Linked DNA regions of Mus musculus: region 1 is linked to region 2. The links are chromatin loops, found by intact Hi-C in ENCODE. Cell type or tissue: left cerebral cortex. All regions are shown on one strand. Each heading gives the region's core, and the rest is flanking DNA. Links, peaks and the distances in the headings are about the cores only. Region 1 overlaps Itpr1 (inositol 1,4,5-trisphosphate receptor 1). Region 2 holds the start of Itpr1 (inositol 1,4,5-trisphosphate receptor 1).

Region 1 (11,484 bases), core at 1,308-9,307, 200 kb before region 2:
ACAACAGTCTGGGAAGCAGGCTAGAATCCTCATGGCCCACTAGACAGATTTTTCTACGCCTATAATGGGCAAGTATGTATGGTCTGGTGAAGAGAGAGAGGAAACTCAACTTTTAACCACAAATGTAAACTCTGGGGACTTGTACCTACAGACACTGAAATGGTTCCAAGCATTAACACTTGGGGAAGACATGTTAACAGCTCAACACCAGTTTAAATGAATGGCTGGCTTCTTACGAATGCCCGGGTGCTTGTACATTTTAAGAAATATCTGGACAAATAAGTTGGTTGGCCAAGAAACTGTTTTCCTCAAAATAACCAATTTTGTTGTTCTACAGAACAGCCTACAGAAAGCAAACTTCCACTGACCAAGACACAAAACAGCATCTGCACTGGAGGCTCCTCCTCTTTCCCTCCCTAACAAAGGACAACGCCACGCTCCCCCATGAGGAAACAGCGCTGAAAACCAGCACAGGGCCACCTGAGGACACTTGGCCAGTACTTGTTTGCAAAGGCTGGTGAGGTCATGAGTAACAAGGAAAAACAGAAAAACCGCCCCAGACCAGACTGGGCACATGACAATGAAGTGTGTGACAGGAGTGGAGGTGTGCCCAGTGCGGAAGAAGGACATTCATGGAGACATTATGAAGTCTGAGTCAGGCCTGGAGTTTAGTTGGTGGTAACGTACCACTGTCATTCTTCAGCTTTTGACAATGTGCACTAATAACGGCGATGCTGAGAGTGGAGGAAGAAGGTGAGACTTACAGAGGAGCCCTACTGTATCTGTTTTGTAACTTTCCCACGAGTCTGAAAGTATTACTAAGTATAAGTTAAGGAACCTAAGGTGAACACTTCTGGTTTCTGTGTAGGGAACCCTCCCCAAACCAATGGAACCATTTCCTATCTTCACGGATGCTTCAAAACACTGGAAACAGAGGGAGTGTTCCCCACTGCCTGTATCTAACGTTGAAAAGAGCTGGAACGCTTTGAAGGATGGGCTAGAGAGCAACCATTTTTCTCTTAATGGGAACATATAAGGCACACGAAAAGAATCAGTAGCTAGCCAATAATATCCTAACAGTTTATTAAGTGGGAGACCCTGGGAGAAATGTACAATATAAAAAAGCAGGGGACATGGTTCACGCTTATCTGTTAGAAAGTCTGTGCCCTGACTGACCTATCTAAAACCGAAAGGGATACACAGGATTTTAGGTACACTTTGACTCAGGAGGCCATTCCCAAGAGGCACGATTGGGTCTGGGAAGGGACTAGGCTGCCTCTTCTCCAGATATCACACAAGCATCGGCTCTCTCCTCTATTTTTGTTTCCTCGAATTTCCCGGGACTGATGCGGGGCCTCGTGTAGACTAGGTGAGCTCTCTACCGCTGAGCTGGCTTCCCGCTGTCTCCATGTCACTCCTGCTGAGACTACTGAGCCTTGTAGCTTCTCTGACCAAGTGTCAAGCTGCCCATGAAGCCAACAGCTTCCTTAAATCAAAACCAATTAACTTGTGGGTTAAGGACTTACACAGACATTTTGGCCTGAACAGCGTATTTCATCTTTATGAATTGCTGTCGAGTCTGAAGAAAGCATAGGGCCATCCAGGCATTCTCTCAGCCTAATCGCTCCCAACACACACACACACACACACACATCAACACCCACACGCAGGCACACTCATGTAATACCTGTCAGCTGAGACTGTAACAGAACAGGAATAAGGCAGGGCCTAAAAAAACCAAGGCAAGGAGTCCTCACAAATACAGCCTCTGCTTGCCCTAAGTTATAACATGGAGGAGATGTTCATCTTCTGGTCACTATGAAAGCTCTCTTTCCCATAAATCCTATCCTTTCCCAAGGACATCGTTTCTGAGAAGTGTGCTTGTTGCTTGCCAGGATCTGGGGCTCTAGTTCAGTCACAAGACTTCTCATCTGAGTGGGAAAGCTTATTCCTGTGAAGAGAACTCATGGAAGGTATAGAGAGGAAGAGGTCAGAAGACTGATTTAAGGAGATGTAGACGTAAAAGAGGAAAAGTGCTCAGGCAAGGGAAGGCTAGACAAAGGCTGGATAACGGGCAGTTGCAGGATAGTAACAATATATAGAGATTTACCAACTAGTTCAAACCTAGTAGAAGAAAGAAATCTGGTTTCTATGGCAACAGGAAGCCAATTCCCCTGACAATGCTGTACCCCAAAACATGTACAGTGATAGTACCACTTAAACTTTTTTCCTTTGGAAAGAGCTGAGGTGTAGTTCAGGGCTAGAGTGCTTGCCTAATATGGGATAGGCCAAGGTTCAATAACTAGCATTGCAGAACGCAAGGATGGGGAGGGATAAACAAGTGCCTTTTAGACTGGCCTTGAGATAAGAGTCTTGGGGGTTGGGAAGCAAAGAGGGAAAAGAGAAGCAGCCACTTCATAGAGAGATGCAAACAGTGCACCACTTGCGGGAAAGGGTGCTCTTTGGGATCTTAGGGGTGCTTCACAGGAAGAAAATTTCCACGTAGCAAAATGCATCTGCTGGAGTAAACAAACTCGTGCTATGAATGAGGGACTTCCCAGGGTCTTGATAGTCTTGATGGATAGTCACTTGCCAAGAGCCGTCTGGCTTTGATCTACGGAATCTTGTTTTTCAAGGATTTACTGTTTCTCACTGTGCTGGCTTGGCAAAGACAGAGGCCAAGGAGTCAAGAGCTCGGCTCTGGGTCTGGCTTTGCAGCTTCCTTCCTTGGGAGAGCTGCGGCTCGGCTCGGTAAACAGCAGGCCACTCATTTTCATCCCGCCACATCCAGACGGATTGGCTGCCTTACCTACGTCAGAGAGCACCCGGATGCAGCTCTCCACCGAGGCTTTTTGGCTCGGCATCAGCCAGTTGCAGTGGTAAACTCGGAACACGCCTTGCAGGAGTTGCACAAAGACAGGCTGGCGGGTCTATAAGAGAGAGAGGCGAGGTGAAGAAGGCTGCAGAACACAGATGGCCTGGCTAGAAACAGAGGCTGTCTGGAACCCTCCACATCTTAGTGGGAGGATTCCAGAAGGGTCAAGGACTGGATTCCAGAATGTGTCTGCTTTGGTGTAGATGTTGACTATCCCCTAAAGAGCTATGTATTAAAGGGACTGGTCTTCAGACTGGTACCATAGGAAGGAGGTGGGACCTAGGAAGAGGTCCTTCGGGCATCCAAAGGACAGGGGGTGGGACATTGCCCTCCTCCTTGCTATTGTTGCTTTCTTTTTATGATTGGTTGAACATGTCTACCCCATCAGACACTCCTGCCATGATATGCTGCCTCACCGCAAAGCTTTGGGGAAAAAAAAATTAATCTTTTTTTGTTTGTAACTAAATTAGTCTGTTTTTTTTTCATCATATCAACAGAAAGCTGAAGAACACAGTGCCTAGATGGTGAGAGAAGCTCAGGAGCATTTTAAAGCAATAAAATAGTATCACCGACTTCATGTTACTTATTTTAGATGCATTTTAAACTTGATATTATCTAATGAATTCTGATCACCAGAGTGAGCAGGGAAATCAAACGCTCCAAAGCAGTAAAGCCACGCAACTACGAACCAGATGAATTAACCCAGGTCAGCGATTTCACCCTGGTGTGAGTGGCCCCCAGCATGTTAGATGTACCACAGTCACTTAGACCAAACTCTCCTTGAAGCACCATGTCCCAAGAAAAGCTCTGACCTCATGATTCTGCTGCTGCTGCAGCGTCCCAACAGCTGCACTACAGGTGCAAACCACCATCCTGAGCTAGCATCTGTATGTCCAATACTTTGTTTGCTTATTTAATTTACTTATTGTTTAACTGTATGCATTCATGTGTGTCATGGGGAGTCAGTTCTGTCCTTCTAGCATGGGAGTTCCAGGGATCAAACACAGGCCTACTAGGCATGCTAGCAAGTGCCTTTATACTTGAGCCATTTCACTGGCCCTAGACACTATATATTTTTTTTTTTTTTTTTTGGCTTTTTCAAGACAGGGTTTCTCTATAGCCCTGGCTGTCCTGTAGACACTATATTTTTAATTCACAAAAATGGAATGCCAGATGGATGTCAGCAGGGACGTCACCTCTATCCTTATTTATGACAGTCTCTTTGATGGTACAAAGACAACCCAGCTGTAATGGGTAGTGACAATAAATATCCATTTAACCCAGAGCACGGGCACAAGCCAATTGCTTTCTATGAGAAGACCTCTCTTTGGCCTCATGAGAAGAACTAAGTTTGCACTCCTTTTAAAGTAAGAGCATGCATACAGCTAGTGAATTAGATACTGACTTTCTGAATGCTTTTTAAAGTAGGGATTTCTTATCTCTATTCATGTGACATTTTTCTCTTTGGACATGCCAGGCAAAGGTGTATGGTGAGCTGCACCAGTCATCTGTTTGGGGCAGATAACTCATTCGGCTGCACTAAAGTGCATCGGAAAGGAGTAAAGAAAGAGGCGGTGAGAAATCTAAAGGGATTTCCATGGTGAGAGGGAACCAAGGCAAGTGCTAGAGGAGAAAGAGAGCCTGTTTTAAGAAAATGAAACAGAGGAATAGAATTTTCAGTTCCCCCCTACAAATGCGGTTCATGTATCTTCCCATTGTTGGGTGCGTGATACAAGCCAGATGTGTCATGCATGATCTCATTTGGACCTGGATAATAACTATGTGACATGGAAGTTACCTTTGTGTTCTAGTATAAGACAAAGGCTGGGCAAGGATAAAATTATCCAAAACTGCTAAGAGAGGCCAGCAGAGCGCTGACTCAACCTCTTCTCCCCATTCAGGTCAGCTGGGACTGGAATCTTCCGGAAGAACAGCCTGCCCTGCGCTCCCAACCACCCAGCAGCAAGCTTCAGTACTCATAGAGGTCAAGGGGACAGGGAGCCAGAGGAATTGGCCAAGGAACCTAGAGTCAGTTCCTATGGCTGTGGCTTCTGCTTAACCTCTGAGTTTATAAAGGGTCCCAATCGAAAGAGCTACCTGCCCCGAGTCCTTGCCCCTGGCCTGCCCCTGTGCTAAGAACTGCGCGAGTATCTCATTTAGCCTTAGAATGACCCTGTGAAGAAGGAAGGGGCATTATTATAAATGCTGAGCTTGAGACGAGACCCCTATAGTCTAAGTCACGGAGAAGTGTTCCTTGGTTAGTCAATTCACACGAACCAGTGTTTATGAGCCATCTGCTTCCTCCTGTCTGATACCTGGGCATATAAAGGTGACCGAATGAGTTCTCAGTAGTTGCCTCCTAACTGAAAAATGTGACAGGCAGCATGGTGACATCAGCTCACTTGACTTCTTAGCCAAAAGGACAGGGCTAGTCCTATAGTCTATTCATTGTTTGATTGGGTAAAGAGTGATACAGGGACTCAAGGATACATGTAATTTCAGGAGTTATCCACAAGGGGGCACTGCTGGAATGTGGTGGAACCTTTGATAGGTAAGGCACTGTGGAAGGGACATTGGGACAGTGGCTCCTTTTCATTTCTTTCTCCTTTTTCCCTTCCTGTCTTCCCTCTGCCCACCTTTCTCCCCATGCCTCCAGTTGCAGGCACCACACTGTAATGTGAAATAGTCCTGCAGTCCTACTTGGTTATGAATCCTATCCCTATCCTATCCATAACTGCGCCTTCCTCTGGCCTCTCAGCTCCTCTCTTGAACCATTCATGTTCCCTCCAGGCCCCGCGAAGTCCCTTCCCTGCCCCGGCTAAGACTTTATTTTTAATCTTTAGCCATTTTATCCTTCTGAGTCTCAGAGCTCAAGTACTAACTCAAAAAATTGGTAACTAGGTGCTGGTCGTTAATACCAGCATCAAAGGCCCAGCAATGTCTGAGACACTAGTCTGCAGACCGGTAGAGGCTGCCACATTTGAACCTCCTGCTGTGTGCTAGGTACTATACTGAATGTTTCAAATAAATATTGTATCTCATTCTCACAAGAGCACACCAAGTTGATATTATATTCTTGCCAGACATACACGATAAGTTCTGAGCCAGGTGTGGTGGCACCGTTGGGAGGTCAAAGCAGGAGGATCAGGAAGTCAAGGCCAGCCTTGGTGACATAGTGAGTCTGAGCCACCATAGGCTACATGAGACCCTGTTTCAAAATAGAAAGGAGAAAAAGAGAAGGCATGAAAAGGGAGGGGAGGGGAGGGAACAGGAAGTTCAGTGACCTCTCTGTGTTAACAGAGCTCAGATAGGACAGAATAGAGATTTGAATCCAATCTGTCTTGCTCTAAAGCTTCCAGAATTCTCCTCTTCCTCCCTGGAATTCACATTTACAAGCTGATACTTGGGCATTTCCCTGGCAGCTCAAATGCAGTGCATCTAACGCCAAATTCATCGGTCTCAGCTCTGACATAGGAGGCGGGAGGGAGAAAGAACTGAGATGTAGCTAAGGAGAAGACACGCCTTACAAAGGAACAGCACGAGAGGCTACACAGGCGTGTTCATTACCAATGAAAGGTTCAGAGATCTATCAGCTACGTCTTCAGAATTACACCTTGATTTCTGGGTATAAACTACACCTTAGGAGAGATTTGGAATATTTGTCATTTGAAGATTTACTTCTCTGGCAATTCTTGCTTATATGCTGGATAAATTTAGTCCACAGAAGGAAACAGTAGCAACCAAGGTGAGAAGCCATAATGTATGCCCCATTTAAAGCTGTGTGTGTGTGTGTGTGTGTGTGTCTGTCTGTCTGTCTGTCTGTCTGTCTCCAGGTACACATGTTCAACAGCACAGGTTTGGAATTCAGAGGACAATCCTTACAAGCTGATTGTCTCTTGCTACCCAGTAGATACAGGGATTGAACTCAGGTCGTCAGGCCTGTGAGCACGTGCCTCCACCTGTTGGGCCATCAGCCGACCCACGGCATACAGCTTATGGTTTTCAACACTGTTTCACTATCTCCTGGGGCATCACCATCTCGAATGTCACCTTCTACTACAAGAGAAGCGTGTCTGGCCTCATTAATCACTGTGATTTCCTGGTTGGCACTTGGTGTAAAAGTACAAAGAGATGATGCACCTGGCTGTTGTTAATGGGCTCTACTTCTCAAGAATGGATCGCCACTCTCGTGTATCCTTGGGTTCTCCATGTGCAGATTTATCAAGGACTGAAAATATCTGAAAAATCATCAGGTCTGTATGGAATTCATACACAGTTTTCCTTGCCCCTGAATAATATGGTGGGCCAACTACTCTCACAGCGGCTGCATGGCATGGCTCACTGTAAGTCGCTTAGAGACGATTTAAAGTCTGAGGGAGCATGTGGGTAGCTTCTATGCAACTATAACACCATTTACTGTTCAGGACTTAAGCACCCCTGGATTTTGGTATGTGAGGACCGAGAAGGTCCAAGAGCCAATCCCTACAGGTACTATGGGCAACTTCCCTTCTGCCCCCAAGGGCCCCTGACAGAGCCACCTTCCATTCTGGCTTTGCAGAATGGCTCATTTCCAGCTCCCTGCACATGCCTGGATGTAGACTGCAGATGCCCACATGAAAACTGTCCCTCGGGAGGCCGTTCTCACCTGCAGAGTGGTGCTCTGGTCTGAGAAGGGAGAGCTGAAGAAGGTGGTGACGATGCTCATCACGATTTCAGTGACGTACTTCTCCAGAATGGAGTCTGCGTGCTTCCTGTCGCTTGTGTTGTTACAGGCCTAGAAAAGAGACAGAGACTGGGAACTCAACTCGGTATGCAAGCCTACTCCAGAATATCAACAAATGACATTCCTCACGGGACAGAAGTAAAGATATGGAGGCCACAGTGTATAACAGATGATCATGAAGATTTCAGTGTGGAACAGGAAGTCACAGTGTATAATAGGTGACAAACAGGAAGTCACAGTGTATAATAGGTGACCACACGGGTTTTGGAATGAGAGATGCTTTGGATAGTATAGTACCTGTCCACTATTTAATCGTTCTGCTTGGAATAAGATTAGCCCTTTCTAAGGTTGGAGAATAAATTTTTAAACAAATTGAATAGTTCTATACCTTGAGTTACAAAAAAAAATCACTTATATTACAGATGAAATAAGAAATTACTAAAAAGAAAAAAGTAACAAAAGTATCAAGTATGAACAGACCCTTCCACTCAGAACTGTTCATGGAAGAAAATTCACAACTGGCTTTTACAGCATTTCTGAACAGGGATGACAGACAGTCCTATCATACTCACACACACAGACACAGACACAGACACACACACACACACGCCTCACCCTGCAGATGTCCACGAGGAAATTCTCAAACAACTTCCACATGTGGTTGCTTGTGTAAATCTCCTTCATCTCCACCTCCGTATCCACATAGCAGTGATTCAGGAAGTTAATGTAAGCGATCTTAACCTGAAGGGAGAAAGAAGCTCTTGTGACAACCCCGCTTCCACAAGGAGCCCATGAGCTCTCGCTTCCTCTCCAAGGTTCGGTGCCCAGTCTTATTCCACTACCCCTGCTGGCTCTCGTGTCTGTAGCTTTTTGATTTTCCAAATTCACAACTATAAAATTCAAAACCCCAAAGCATAAAGCTTTAGGGAGAGACTGTTTTTATGATCTCAAGGTAAGGTTGGATGAAAAGATTCAAGTTTGACTACACTGTTCCTGTTGGCAAGAAGGCAGCGTTATTACATGGTCCAGCCTGGGAGATGTTTGCAATGAGTGAAGCCGGGAAGGCATGACCCACGTCCACATAAAACATGACAGTTAAGTCTCCCTGGCAGCACCCTTTATAATGGCCAACCTGTGGAAAAAGCACACAACTGCACCAGTGATGGCTGGAGTGACGTAGTGTGGAATCTGGACATGAGGAAGTATTACTTGGTAATAGTGAAGTACCAATGCCTGCAAAGCTGGCACGAGCTGTGAGAAACTATTTTGCAATCACCCAGTCAAAACAAGGCATGCATGTGTGATTTCGTTTATACTGAATGAGCACAAGAGGCAGAGGAAAATCCATGATTATCTAGTCACGGGGAACGGGAAGGAAATGAGGCTACTCTGGGGTTGCTTTGGGGGGTACATAGATGATGGCGGTGACTACAGAACTCTGTGGCTCCATCTACTCATCTGTCCAATGTAAATGAGAGAATTGTGAGCTCTGTAAATAGAAAATTAACCAAGCACTAGAGATGTGCACACTGAGACAAATGAAGCAAGAGAGACCTGGTAATATCAAGTGTTGACACTGCTGTGGAGCACTGAGCGCTCCAGAGGGAGGAGGGGTGTTGAGGGGAGCAAGTCTTCTAGAATGAATTAGACATTACCAAGACGACTTATAGAGATATGTCTGCTATGGTCAGTACTAGACAGGGAAACAACCTAAATGCCTTTAAACTGATGGATGGACAATAAAAATGGGGAATATATCTACACGATGGGATTCTAGTCAACAACAAAGAAAAATGAAATCATGAAATTTTCAGGTAAATGGAGCGAACCAGAAAATGTTAAATTGAGTGAGGCAATACAGACCCAGAATGACAAACGCCATGCTTTCTCTCATTTGTAAGAGTCAGCTCTTTAGATGTGAGTCCATAGCCTAGAGTAACTGCAGGCACCAAGGGAGTTAAAAGGGACCATGCTGAGAATGGGGCACAGGAACACTGGAGTGGGATACTGGAAGCCATAGTTGCTATGCAGAGAGAAATGGGAAGAATGGGTGAAGAGATTTACTTCTTTGTCTGTTGGGGATAGAGTTTTACTGTGTATGGCCTGGTACTTACTATGTAGCCTAGGCTAGCTTCAAATTCATGGCAATCCTCCTACCCCTGCCTTCTGAGTGCTGAAATAATTGACATATGCCACCATACCTGGCTTTGCAGGTACTCTCTGAGGGAAGTGCGATTTCAGGTCATTTTCATTTCTTACAGTTCCCCAATTCTGTACAATGATTACACATTCTTTCTGTACTATGAGTTCTTGCTTGGAAGAATTAAACTTACAGGTGAAGCTATCTCAATCCATTGATAGCTTCTCTTCTAGGCAGTTCCTTCGGCGCACATCCTCTGTGAGATGAATTTGTTCCCCAACCCTGAGGCTTTTATCCCAGATTTGGGGAGGAAGCAGAGACTCACCTGACTCCTGTTCTTTTCACACAGTATCAATATGGAGGCAAACACTGTTGCAGTGACACGAAGTCTTTCTGCACCATGAGCTGAAGGGCCTGAAATCTGCGGGCTTCCCAGGCCAGCCACCATGTCTCCACGCAGCTCCACAGGCTACTCACCTCGGGGATGCAGTCTTCATGAGTGACCACACGAACGATGTCATCGAGCGGGAGCAAGGAGTTGCACTTGATCTCCGTGTACACATTCTTGCCCTCTGTGCACACGGCCAAGAGCTCCACCAGATGGATGTGGTACATGAGAGGGCTGTTCTCATCCATCCGGTCACGCTCGGACCGCATCATCTGGATCAGAGTCTGGAAAGAGGCTCTGTCATTGTAGAACACGAGGACGTCCTCTCCAGAGTTGACAAGCTACACAGAGAAAAGTGTTCATTGTTGCTGCAAGCCTGCAGGAGTGAGGCAGCCTTACACAACTCCACATGCAGAGGAAGAGAGACTTCCTTCCCCACACAGGTTGTGTCCTTATCACTAAACTCATCTAGATCCATCCCACTTGTTTCTGGACTGACCAACCACACTTTCTTAAAAGCATCATATGAAGCCAAAGACACAGAAATATCCGAGGTGACCCTAAGAGATCGACTAGGGGAGGACCAGTCTGCACACAAGGCCATTAAAAGGAAATAGGGACTGCTAGCGTGTACTATCAGGCGGCCGTTTTTCTAGCTTAAATATTTGCAGAGCGTGGTATATTTTAAAAGGCATCCTGATGGAAGTCTTCCATCCAGTGTCGTATGTCTTTGGTCATAAGTTATCCACATCTACCTAAGATGCTTTTCTTTCTGCCCTCATCAAAATGTCAAGTCATTTTAGCTGGGTGTGGTGGTACGTGCCTATAATGTTAGCACCCGGGAGGCTGAGGCAGGAGGATGATGAGTTCAAGGCCAGCCTTGACTGAACACTGAGTTTCAGACCAGTCTCGGCTGTGAGGTCCTGCCATGTGACAGAAGAAAACAACAGGGCAAAAGAAAATCAAGGCATAATTTGTTTCCTTGGATGTGGCCTCTAATACATTTATTTTAATGTACATCAATTTTAGCACAACATGAAATACAAAAGTTTTATAAAGGGCTGGTGCAGAAGTCAAAATAAACTCAGTCAATACTATTTACTCAATGCCAACATATCCTCAACTCAGGAACTGCAGGATTGGGGGAAGGAGGACGCTACTAGTGAGTGAGCCTAGGACCTTGTTCATTTATGCATGCTGTACTGAGGTACATCCCCCAGAGGTCTGTTTGCTTATTAACAATTAATTTTCATGAATTCCAATCAAGGGTCTAGATCCCAAGACAAATACTTTGCTGTCTTACCTGCCTCTGTTTCTGAGTAAAAAATGGGGACAAAATGTGACCTCTGACTCAAAAG
Region 2 (11,484 bases), core at 1,361-9,360:
AATATCAAACAACTGCTTCAGTTCTTGCTTCAAATTCCTCAGAGAACTACACATGGAACCGTCAAATCATATAATAATTCTGTTTCATATTTTCAGGAGCTACCATGCTGTTGTATCTAAGACGTATCTCTTGCATTCCCACCAACAATACACAAGCACTCCCATTTTTCCACATCTTGTCCACTCGCTTATTCTCTGTTCATCCCCTCCTTGTTGACTTTTGCTCCACAACTCTCTGCACCTGCCATACTACGATACCTGTTTGTTTTCGCTGATCACTTCCCACTGGCTCCTACTAAAGCCCCGAGGAACCAACTTGATTGCTCATTGCCATACCCAAGGCACCTAGAGCACAGTTGGCACGTAGCAGGTATTCAAGAAATCTGTGGACTCAGCAACACAGAGACACACGAATGGTAACAATTGTAGCAGGGTGAAAGTCAGTGAGGTCCACGGGTTCACCGACAGCTTTGATTTCAACTCTGAGCAGCCTAGGGAATCTCATGGTCTACCAGGTGGCGGCTTCAGGTGTTCATTTAGCTCCTTTCCCACTAGGAATCTTCTCAGAACACTCCTGGACACTCTAACAGGTAGAAGGACCCACACAAGTACTGTAATTCATACCATTGACTTCAAGCCTAAGTGTAGTCCTCAAACTTCAACAGCAAAACATAAAAAAAAAAAAAAAAAAAAAAAAAAGCTAACACAACTGCATGCAATTCTAGGTATCAGGGATCTGTAAGTGCAATGCATTTTATTTTAAAACATCAAACCAATAGCAGACAAGACAGAACACTGTCCTTGTGTAGATTCCTTAATTAGAAGTATCCAAGGACAGCTTGACCTAGAAACCTAACTCCAGGACTGCTTTTATTTTGGAAGATTTTTTTTTTTTGTCTGTTGTTCGTATTTGGTATCTGTTGTTTCATTTGGTTTGTTTTAAAAGAGCTGCCTGTATTTAAAAAAAAAAAAAAAAGTAGAACAGAATCTCCATGAGATCATTATTAGCTAAGAAGCCATGTGAAGTTTTCTCAAGTCCTTTCCTTGCACACCATTGAATTAGTTCCAGAGTGTCCCATTCCCACCCCACCTCCACGGTCTAGTGTTTTTGCAGCTGAAACCACTTTGAGGGCAAAGTCAACAGATTGTTCTTGTGGCACTAACCTATTTCTCTTCTAAGCCACCACTGCTCCTCCCATTCCTCAAGGGAGGCTGGCAAAAGGAGCCACCTTTTTGCATGGGTAATAATGCCTCAGTGACTTTCCTGGGCGGGCTTCGATGGAGAGGCCGGAGTGATTCATTTGGAACATAAAGAACTTCCCTTGCTTAGTTAGAAGGAAATCTTGATGAGATTTTCTGTTCCGAATTGATTTAGTCAAGAGCAGATTGTGCTTGCCCCGTATACTCATGCAATGCACACATCCATGAAAGAAATGGGGAAAGAAAGAAAGGAATGGAGAAGAAAACCACTGCAACAACTAGTTGCCAGGCAAGCCAGAGGCCACAGGACAAGCTACCAACATTCCACAGGTAAAACTAAAGCGGTTTAAGCTCTCCAATTATTCACGTAGAGACACACCTGACTCCTTCAAACCTGCTCAGGTGCCGTGATGTGAATGACCACGCTATACTTCAGATATGAGCCAGGCCTAAGGCTGCACGGAGACACTGGCTTTCCTCTGGTTTTCCTTAACTGTCCTGATTCAAGCTTTCAACACAGAGCTTTCCAAAATGAATTCAGCCCAACGTCAAATCCTCCTACAAATACCTACAGTCTTTTATCCCTGCCAATGGCGCTATCATTTTCTTCATACATCAAACTAAGAATAGCTTGTACATTGTTGGTAAGACATAAATAAGTTAATGCATTAAGATCAATATGTTTACTATTTTTCCTAGCATCTCCCCCCACCCCCCGCCCAGTTCTCCATAAACTTAAACACAAGCGGTACACATTACTGCCCGGGCTGCCCAGTGACTTCATTCTGTATCTTGGTTTCTTTACCCACATCTAAGGTCTTCTGGGATACAGCTCTGCAGCTGGCTTGCTACTACCTAATGGAACAGCCTCATTATTTTTAGGCAAAAGATAGAGAAGAGTCTGTGGACCAGTTAACCTCGTCTGTAATGTACTTCAAAGAGAAGGCTGACCCCAAGCTTTAATCAACATAGACTTAAGTCCACAGAAGAACTAGCCTTCCCTTCCAAATGTTTCCCGCTCTGCCAGTATTCCTGAGGACCTTATCAACAGGAAACAAAAGCATTCTACTACCATAATGAAGTATCTGGCTTTTATTCACTAATTAGAAAAGCCCAAAGATTGTAGCCCAGGGAACAGCTAAATATTTAGGACATTAAAGAAGTTACCAAGGACCAGCTGCCCACAGCTCACCACCCACCCCTATTAACTTGTTGTTTACTCAATTCCCAGACATTTTAGGAAAACAAAAACAAAAACAAAATCCAATGGCCAAACCTGAAACCATAGTGGCACCTGTACCTACAGAAGCTTTATTTTCTAGAAACGGGCTGTGATGGTTTTAAATATGCCATTATACTGACAGAAATGCTGCCTGCCCTCAGCTCCTCATCCAGGAACAGGTCCCAAAGCAAGAGAAGCCCGCTGGGTTCCTTGACATTCAGGTGGCTCCAGTGAAACCCTGGAAGCGACTGTAGTATTCTTTAAGCTCTTCCTTCCCGTTTTTAAGTTCTCATTCTTTCAATTTGTCACTTTCATTTCTTGCAGCCCAGCCCATTCTGGGTACAGGCATGCCCACAACCGAACAGAACAAAGTGACAGTTTGTGAAAGGGAGGGGTATCTCACTCTTGCTTAGGGATCTTGGCAGATGAAAAGTTCTGCATCTTTGGGAATTAAACTAATGAGGGCTCCTCTCAGGCTGGTAAGGGACCACCCACTTTACAGTCCCTTTAACTGCACGTTGTGGTCGCTTACCGACATCTTCCCCACCCCACCCCCCTCACCCCGCCATGCTTCACTTCTGAGCGACCTTCAAAAGTGGCTGTCACTAGACCTTTACTCACCCAAGACCATGACCAATTTTGACCACGGTGTCTTTCTTTTCCCTACTTTACCTCTATGGCAGCTACAAGAGGACTTAGAAAATGCTTAGGACAAAAACCCATTTTTGACTACAGCACTCGGCTCGCACACTCACCTGACCCAGGTCAGGCACTCTGTAGCCAATGGACGCCCAGCCAAGGATGCAAATCCTGGTCCCTTGTAATCAGCTCCTAAATATTTAACAAAGAAAGAAGACTGAGTAGGGGATCTCGCGAGGGTCTATCAGAAATTCTCAAATCCAAGTTTTGACTTTTATAGCCTCCGCTTTTCCTGCAGATCCCACTCCCCTCCAAATTTAGCAGCTAAGTCGGAGGGATCTCTTTCCCCCAAATAAAAGCAAACCCAGCATGCTTATTTCCCGTCAGTAGCTGGCCAGAAAGATCAGACACGCAGAAACTTCGAACACGCCGGATGGGGATTGAAGGTGGATGGAAGTAAGGGACGTGTTGAGATCCCAAAGCACTTGTTTCCCCGCGTGGAGGCCAAGTATGTGAAACCCGCGTCCTCATTGGGCACGAGCTCCGTCCACACTTCTTTCCTCATCGCCCCCCCCCCCCTTCCTCCGGTTTTCTTCCTTTTTTTTTTTTTTAACCCACGGGGACCCCCACGCATGCATTATCCTACCAGCTGAGCAGCGCAACAGGGCTAGCTACATTTTTAGAAAGATTATTTCCTTGAGCGAACTCATATGACCCCCTCAAATACCCCCCCCCAGGGGGAAAAAAAACTATTTCCTGCAGACACTCCAACCGTTTCCAACTTGGGGGAATGCCATTTCAATACGGGGAAGGAGGTTGAAACCGGTCACTAGAGTCGAGGACGTTTGGGGTTACTTAAGCCTGAAAAAAAATATATACCTCCCCCCAAAACTGTTCACAGGGAAAGAAGCCCCAAAATACACGCCAAGTGCATGCAAAGCCACCAAAGCCACCAAGAACTCCCGGTGATCAGGGCAAAAACTTCTGCGCACGGGAGCTAGTGCCAACTCCCCGCGCCCTCTGCCCGGCCCCAGCAGCTACCTTGGTGACCGGGGAGCCACGCCGGTTTGGGGGATCAGGACCAGGAGAGGGGTTAGCAGCCGCTGGGCAATCCCATGTCCGCGAAGAGGGAGCTCGTTCCGTTAGGATGGGAGCGGAACACCCACACCTCCTCTCGGCGTGCGCTTTCTCTCTCTCCACCCTCTGCCTCCACCTCCTCCACCACCACCACCTCCTCCTCTCCTCCCACCCCGGCAGGCTTGAGGAAACGCTTCAGCAGAACATCCACATGGTTACTGCACTTTAAAGCAGCGCCCGACCGCTTATATAGGCCGGGAAGCTCCCTGGGCAATGTAGTCCGAGTCCCAGGTCGTGCCGGCGCCTGGGGCTGCGCAGAGGGACTACAAGTCCCAGAATCCCCTGGGCTCCGGGGCTGGGTTCTAAATAGACTCCCGCGCGCTGACCAGGGGTGGGAGGGGGAAGAGGCGCCCAGGCTGAAGGCTCGGGTTGCGAACTTGTGTCTGAACACCGGACTCCCCAGGTTTGGCAAGCCCGACCCACTGGGTATGTCCCCTACCTCTGTGAACCCTTCTCTTTTGACTTGTATCTTCCCTTCCTAAAGTCAGGTGTCACTAGGGTCCGGAGAGAGAGGAAGAGCTCGGATTACTGCTTCGGGAAGTTTTTACAAGCTATTTACCCACCCCCGCGCGCCCTGTGTCCTGGAGCCAAGAATTTCAGAAATCCGAGGCACAAAAACGCCAGTGTTTGCGGTCAAGGATTAAAGAAACAAGTTTGTCTTTATTAAATCTGGTCTAGTTTTTTATTGGATCCTGCTAGTGTCTGCATGAAAAACTAAGTCTGGAAATGGGGTGGTCCCTGCTATTGAGGATGCGGGGTAATCGTGTGAGAGCCCTTTTCTGAATTCGAGCTGGGTCTGTCTTTCGTCGCCCGGTAGGAGGTAAAAGAAACGCTACCCTGACGAGTGAGCAAATAAAGGAACCATGTTGTGACTTGCTGATGTTGTGATCGCGAAGCAGGAAAGAAATACAAACCGCGACCTCGGTCCTGACCCCGCTTCTAAGACCCCTATGCTCCTGGAATCTGTAAACGCTAAAGTAAATAAACCGCAAACCAAAAAAATAAGGGCTTCAGAGAAAACTGCTTATACTAAGATGAGTGCGTCCAGGCGAGGCGTGCTGCAAGTCTTCAACCCAAGCCTCTGGGCTGAAATGGATTTCCACACACCAGAAAATAGTGTAGGCTCCAGGCTGCAAAGTGCATAGAACTTTGGTCTTGGGAAGAAGAGTTTGCATCACAGGCAAAGTTATCCTACTGTCTCCTTCCCCATCCCACCCTACAAACTAGACTGCACGTATTCATTCCACAAACGTTCCCCGGGTGTCATCTGGGTGCCAGGCCAGGCACTGTGCCAGGATATGAGAGCGCGCCAAAATATATCATAACATCCTAAATGGGGGTCTGTCTGCTACCGCTAAAGACCTGTTAACAGTAATCCTTGTAATGAAAACAAATGGTTCTACAGAGCTCAGCCTACCTGCTTTCTGTACAGCATGCTATTGAGTGTCACTGATTCTGGGTTTGTAACCTCTTTGTATACAGCAGGTATAAGGCCAAAGAACAGGACAAGCCAGGTTAACTTTGGTCTCCTTTGCAACTCCAACCTGTACCTATACTAAGCACTTGCCCATTGGGACCTCCATCACCACCTCCTTAAAGGAGCCCCTCCTATTTTAGGAGCAGCCTCTAAGCCCTTAGGCAAATCACCTTGAACTCTTTACCCCAGGTTTGCCATCTAGAGAGGGATTCAATACTCATTAATGTTTGCCTGTTCTCTTTTCCTATTACGTGATTCAACAGCCTTGCCTCCTCTCGTGAAACTTTAAGAACAATAGAGGGCAAAATAGGTAACAATTATTGCATATTTAGTGCTCAACCTAACCATTAGGGGCATCACACGGGTGCGTCCTGTGGCCCAGGCATTGTTTCTAAGTAATTTAAGTAGATCATTTCAGCGATAGCACATGGAAAGCTAAAGGCATGCAGGTTAAGTTATATCCAAAAGGCACCGTTGGCAATCTAGGAGGCAAGTGGGGATGCTTCAAGCTGCCTGTCTGTCCTCGGGAAAAACCCCAACTTGTCACCACAGAGGAATCCACACCTTTCATATCTGTTGTTTTTTCCTTTCCCCGATAAAAACAACCTGATCCACTTTCCAAGTCCCTTTGACCCTAACTTTCAAGCAATTTCAACAAATCAGCCCACAAAACGGGTGGGGGTTGCTTCATGATATTCTAATGTGGATTTGCAAAAGAATCCTTGGCCATAGTTGAGAGGCACCGGCAGCTCATTTTCATCCTCCCCACACTGTAGACACAAGCCCTTTGTGTAGTTTATCCATGGTCTTCCCTCCCCAGCCGGAAGTTTCAGTGAGAGACCATGTCTTCCTTACATTTGTGTACTCCAGTCCCCTTGACTCAAAAAGGCTTACCCTTCTGTTTGCACATTTTTGCAGATTTGGAAAAAAAAAAAAAGTTTCCTGCAACCTTGTAATGGAAGGTGCATTGAGCATACAGAAGGCAACAGAAGCATGTCTTTCTGAGCATTTGGGCCGTTTAGCTGCTCAGATCAGTTTGCTTTGTCAGTGTGTGCACATAGTGCTGTTCAACGTTTGGCAAGTTCTGGAAGCTGCCAGATCACAGGAAAATACTTTTGCTAATTCTACTATGGCTCAAAGAGATTCTTTGTGTCAGACAGTTGATGTGTGGCAATGCTAACGGTGATAGATGCTAGAATGAGTGGCTTATACTCCTTTATGAGCTGAGGAGAGGGTGTGTGTGTCTGTGGGGGGTGAGCTGCTGCTTCTCTGTTATAATTTTTCTTGGGAAGAATTTTTCTAGACATGCATCTCCAATCCAGGAGCTATCAGCCATGTATGCACCGAGGATGCAGCTAGTTCTAAAGAAGATGTGAAGTACTTATAAAATACACAATGAGTTTCAAGCACCTAAACTTCAAACGCAAGGCTTCAGATATGTTGGACCACACACTTGAAATGACTTTTCCTGACTTTTTTTTACTTTTTAAATTGACTAAAAATTTAATCTGCAACTAGCACCTCTGGGCCTTGACATGCTTATACATACATATGTGCCATGAACAAATATCCCTATACATATGCAAACATGTTTATATAAACACATACCATACATGTGCCTAGTTTAAAAAAAAAGATAATCTGCCACAAAAGTACCCATGTGTAACTTTACCCTTGAAATGCCCACGTAGGGAGGTCAGAGGACTTTGCAGTCAGGACAGTGTTAGAGACTGAGTCTGAAGAAAGTCCAAAGCTAGCACAGCAACTTACTCCAGGGAAACCCCACAAATAGAAACAGTTTTTGTCAGCAATCCATGGCTGCAGACTTGGACTAAATTCTAAATTCATCTGCTGAGAAACCCACCCTCAGGTCCCCTCCTACTAAAGAAAGCAAGATGTGCCAAGGAAAGCAGGATTCAGAAAAAGCAAGGCTGACAACCAGCTGCACCATTAATATCCAAGGTGTGTGCTTGTGGAGAGAGTGATGGGACTAATCCTCTCCAGCCTTGTCGGCCCAGACAGTCATTGAGTTACAGGACATGAAAGAGCTTCCAAACCTTACCTGAGCTTTACCAAAACAAAAACATGAGCACCAAGGCCAGGAAAATAGAGCAGCTCACCCTGAGACCATGCCTGGCCACAAACCAAGTGTCAGCTTGTTGGAACACAAATCCCTAGTTTCCTCTAGTCACAAAGCCCAGTCATACATGACTATCATAGTGAGCCTTGAATGCTTCAGTAAATAGCTTCTTCAAGTCCCCCTTAAATGGCAAGACAACAAGCTGACACTCAAATCGGAATTCATTCTGTCCTGGAGAGAACTTCTTTTTTACCTGGTGTGATGGACTACCATTGAGCATGAGAAATATCAGTAAAGAGAAATCGATATTGTCTATGTAGTTCCTAGAGTGTCTTTCCTGACCATTTTTTAACCTTCTATGGTAGAAGAAAGAGGATATAGTTCTTTTGGATAATTTTATAAAACTCTTGGACACACATGTCTAAACACCACCAGATATTCCAAATAGTAGTAGCATCAGTCCTTGGAGTTTTTGCACTGAATGGTCCAAAACTCAGTCATAGGCACACTCACAAGACGATTGTGTTTGAGCGTTCTGTGTGGTTTTTGTTCTTACAGGCAAGATACGATCTTTGAAGATGAGTATTTGTGTACCGTTTGTAGCTCTAACTTGGGCACTGGGTAAAGAGAGGGGTGTTCAGCACTTATTGAGTCATGAGGTCTTAGAATTCTAAGGATGGCCAGGAGAAGCGATAACCTGCAGACCCTCAATAGTCTACACAAGACGAGACAGAGCTGGAATTTAAAAAAACAAATAAAGAAAAAACAGGAAAGAGGAGAAGTTAGTCTGAAGCTTAGAAAGGGAAGGCATTTCCTGTATCCAGGCCCAGGACATCCTGTTCCGCCAAGAGAAAACATCACAAATTGGAGGCTCTTCGTTTGTTGTCTGATCTCGAGAATTTAGAAGAGCCTGCTACTTAGTCACCTGGGGACTAGAGGGAACTGGGATGAAGTATCAGTGACCACACCAAGCAGGCAACACAGAACTTACAAAAGTCAGCAAAAAAACTGGGTTGGGTTTGTAGCTCTGTAGTAGAGGATTCACTTAGCATGCTTTTTAAAAATATAGACAAAAACTATTTGCTACTGCTTTTTTTCCATATGGAAAAGGCAGCTGTGCCACCCCTGATGGTATTATTGTCCATGCTGTCTGGAATCCCAAAACCATAAGGATTATTAATTTCTTACACATTATTTTCCTGTGAAACATGCAAAGTTAGGAGTTTACCACAAAGTAGACCATCCAGCCCCACTTCCTGCCTCCCATCTATAAGACTGTTATCCTAACATGCTAGGGCAGGCGAACTGGACCAGGAGCCTTGAAATGCCTTGCCGACTTTTTATTATCACACTATCATTATTACAGCAGAAATGAAATCCTGGTGTCAAAGGAGATTCGGGAAGCTACTTTGTTGTTTTGAGATGGGGGTCTCACGAAATAACCCAACTCACCTGAACTCAGGAGCCCTCAGTTCCTTATGTGAACACAGTCATATTCCACTATGCCTCGCCTGGAGCTCTACTGTATGCAAGAATTCAGGAATCCATGTTTTTTTAAAAAATCATATATAGGTATAGTTAAAAATTAATTATTTTGCAGCTTGTAGGGAAATGATTTATTTAGGTTAGAATGCCACAAAGTTATGTCTCAGGGTATTTGAAACTCAATCTCAAAACCTACACTATCATGTAACCTAAAAAAAAAAAGTATACATTTCTTTATTTATATATAACAATCTCATTAAAAAGCCATGAAGAGAACCCTATGTGAAATATTTATTGATAGTGGATTCTCTTTTGTAATATTTTTGCAGTTATTTTGAAGACAGTTAGGTTTCAATAAATTGTTTTTTAAAAATTATTTAGCTTACAAGCTAGTAATAACCTAGCAACTTTCATGCCAATAGTCTCCAGGCTATGAGAATTCTATGTATTTCAATAAGACTTCTTAAGGCAATACTTCTTAAAGCTATTTATGTGTCCCAAATCAACCAGAAAAGCAAAAGGTATTGTGCATGAGAAAAAGATAGTAGAAAACTTGAGAACTTTTGCAGACTACAGTAAATATAGTCACTAACCCAGCATTAAATTTTACTTAAATCAGTCACCAATCAAGTGAAGCCTGTAACTTTTCTACTTTTCCTGTCCTATGGTGATGTTTTCAGATTGAAGCAAATCAACTACTTGCTTTTCTCTCCAATTATTACCTTCCCAGGCTATGATCAACCTATATGATGAGTTCAGCCCAGATGCAGCACTTGAGGTTCATGGTTCACAATAAGGATCATTAAGATAGGAACAGCCCAGAGAAGCAGGACTGGGAGTGTAGGCGTTGGTTAGTTAATGTTGGGCTATCACTATCAGACAGTTACTGACTGGATGAGTCGCCTCCTGTTTTACCCAGAGCTCTGTGGAGCACTGGGGAAGAAGGAAGCCAGTGGAATGCAAAGAGCTTTTGCTGTCTGCCTTTCTCTTCATTTCAACATTCTGTTTGGAACTCACAAAGTTCCAAGACTTGCTGCTTGGCACTCACAAACCACAGTCACCAGCTGGTCTTTCACCCCATACTCTGGGTTTCCTTCCAGGTGTGGAGTGCAGAGTATGCAGCTGTGGCCTAGCAAACCGCCCAGATGCTTTCAAGCCCTCTGCCTGCCTCAGCTTCTTACCTCCAACAGGCACCTGTCCCTTCATGCAGCCATGTTTCTCCATTAATATATTACATACTACATGGCTCTAAGTCACTCAACCGTTTATATTAACTTTAATACAGCGAGTGAAGGGGCAGTTCAGGTATTTTCAGTCAACTTTTCCTTCAAAATTAGCCTTTGTTTTTGTTTTGTTCTGTTGTGCTGTGTTGTGTGTGTACCTCTTGTAGTACCTGTTAGGAGGAGGAAGAGAAAGGGGGCCAGGAGTGGAGGAAGACAAGGAGGGGGAGAAGGCAGATGTGAGGAGGGGAGGAAAAGTGAATCTCTTTAAAGACAGACTAAGCCTTACTCAACATCTGGTACACTCTAAGAAAGAGACTACATCATCTATCCATAATCAAATGAGCCATTCTGTAAAGAAGAAGAAGTTTTTAAACAGGCATATGATACTCGTATCGTGAAAAGGGTTTTTAAGAAAACATGATGATCGTTTCCCAAAGACTTCAACTCCTAGAAAAAGGCCCTTTCAACCCCAAGGGTCTGAGTACCCTCTTCTGTCCAAAAGGGAGAAAACATTGCATGGCAAAATGAAAATACTCCATTTAATAGTAAGTAAATTTGTTTGGTCTTTGAAAAGAAAGAGTCTTGTAAGACTTTGCTAATTACGTTTAACTGTTAACTTGGGCACTCTTGAATAGTAGTTTGACCTTCAGAAAAGGCAAAGTCTTTCAGTGCAGCTGCTTTAGACTTGAGACTTGGGAGGAGCCGTTCATTAGAATAGAAAATCTCGCTGTTTAATTAGCTGTCTGTCCTTGCTTCTGATTTTTTAAAAAAAGTTTTTTTAGAATAATATGTTCAGCCTGACCCCAAACCAGTATTAGAAAGTAGGTTCTCGGATTAAATTAGCCTTTAATTCTCCTCTGCTTCACTTATTTTCAGAGCATATCACAAGGGAAGAGGCACCAATATTGAAAGGAAAGGGGGTACCCTGCTAACCTATTTATGAACTACGTTTTGAACCAATAAGTCTGATGACATGTTAATCCATGCTGTGAAGTGGAGGAAAATAAACAACTTTCCATAC

What was found. Hi-C counts contacts between places; a loop is a spot of excess contacts. Peaks named below come from ENCODE experiments on the same cell type or tissue, not always from the same donor. Only the 100,000 strongest peaks of a DNase experiment are listed, where the experiment ranks them.
Region 1: a loop joins it to region 2, with 2.6 times the contacts of the local background. A loop is called at or near these places in 2 of 42 quality-filtered maps.

The regions. Positions count from the first base shown.
Region 1 is chr6:108,402,255-108,413,738 of GRCm38, reverse strand. Itpr1 (inositol 1,4,5-trisphosphate receptor 1) reads right to left here. Exons shown (of 62, transcript NM_010585.5): 33 at 10,216-10,467; 34 at 8,214-8,339; 35 at 7,521-7,649; 36 at 2,810-2,930. Among named protein-coding and RNA genes, the nearest start is that of Gm35165, 65 kb to the left of the region's middle. In left cerebral cortex, for the core only: a CTCF peak has its summit at 5,390 (motif pointing right); DNase peaks (open chromatin) are centred at 2,831 and 5,401.
Region 2 is chr6:108,205,972-108,217,455 of GRCm38, reverse strand. Itpr1 (inositol 1,4,5-trisphosphate receptor 1) reads right to left here and starts at 4,360. Exons shown (of 62, transcript NM_010585.5): 1 at 4,103-4,360; 2 at 3,178-3,253. Gm38872 (predicted gene, 38872) reads left to right here and starts at 4,538. Exons shown (of 3, transcript NR_167935.1): 1 at 4,538-4,601; 2 at 4,683-4,850; 3 at 5,016-5,200. In left cerebral cortex, for the core only: a CTCF peak has its summit at 5,024; DNase peaks (open chromatin) are centred at 3,662, 4,415, 4,957, 5,326 and 2 more places; H3K4me3 peaks cover 4,089 bases; H3K27ac peaks cover 1,091 bases.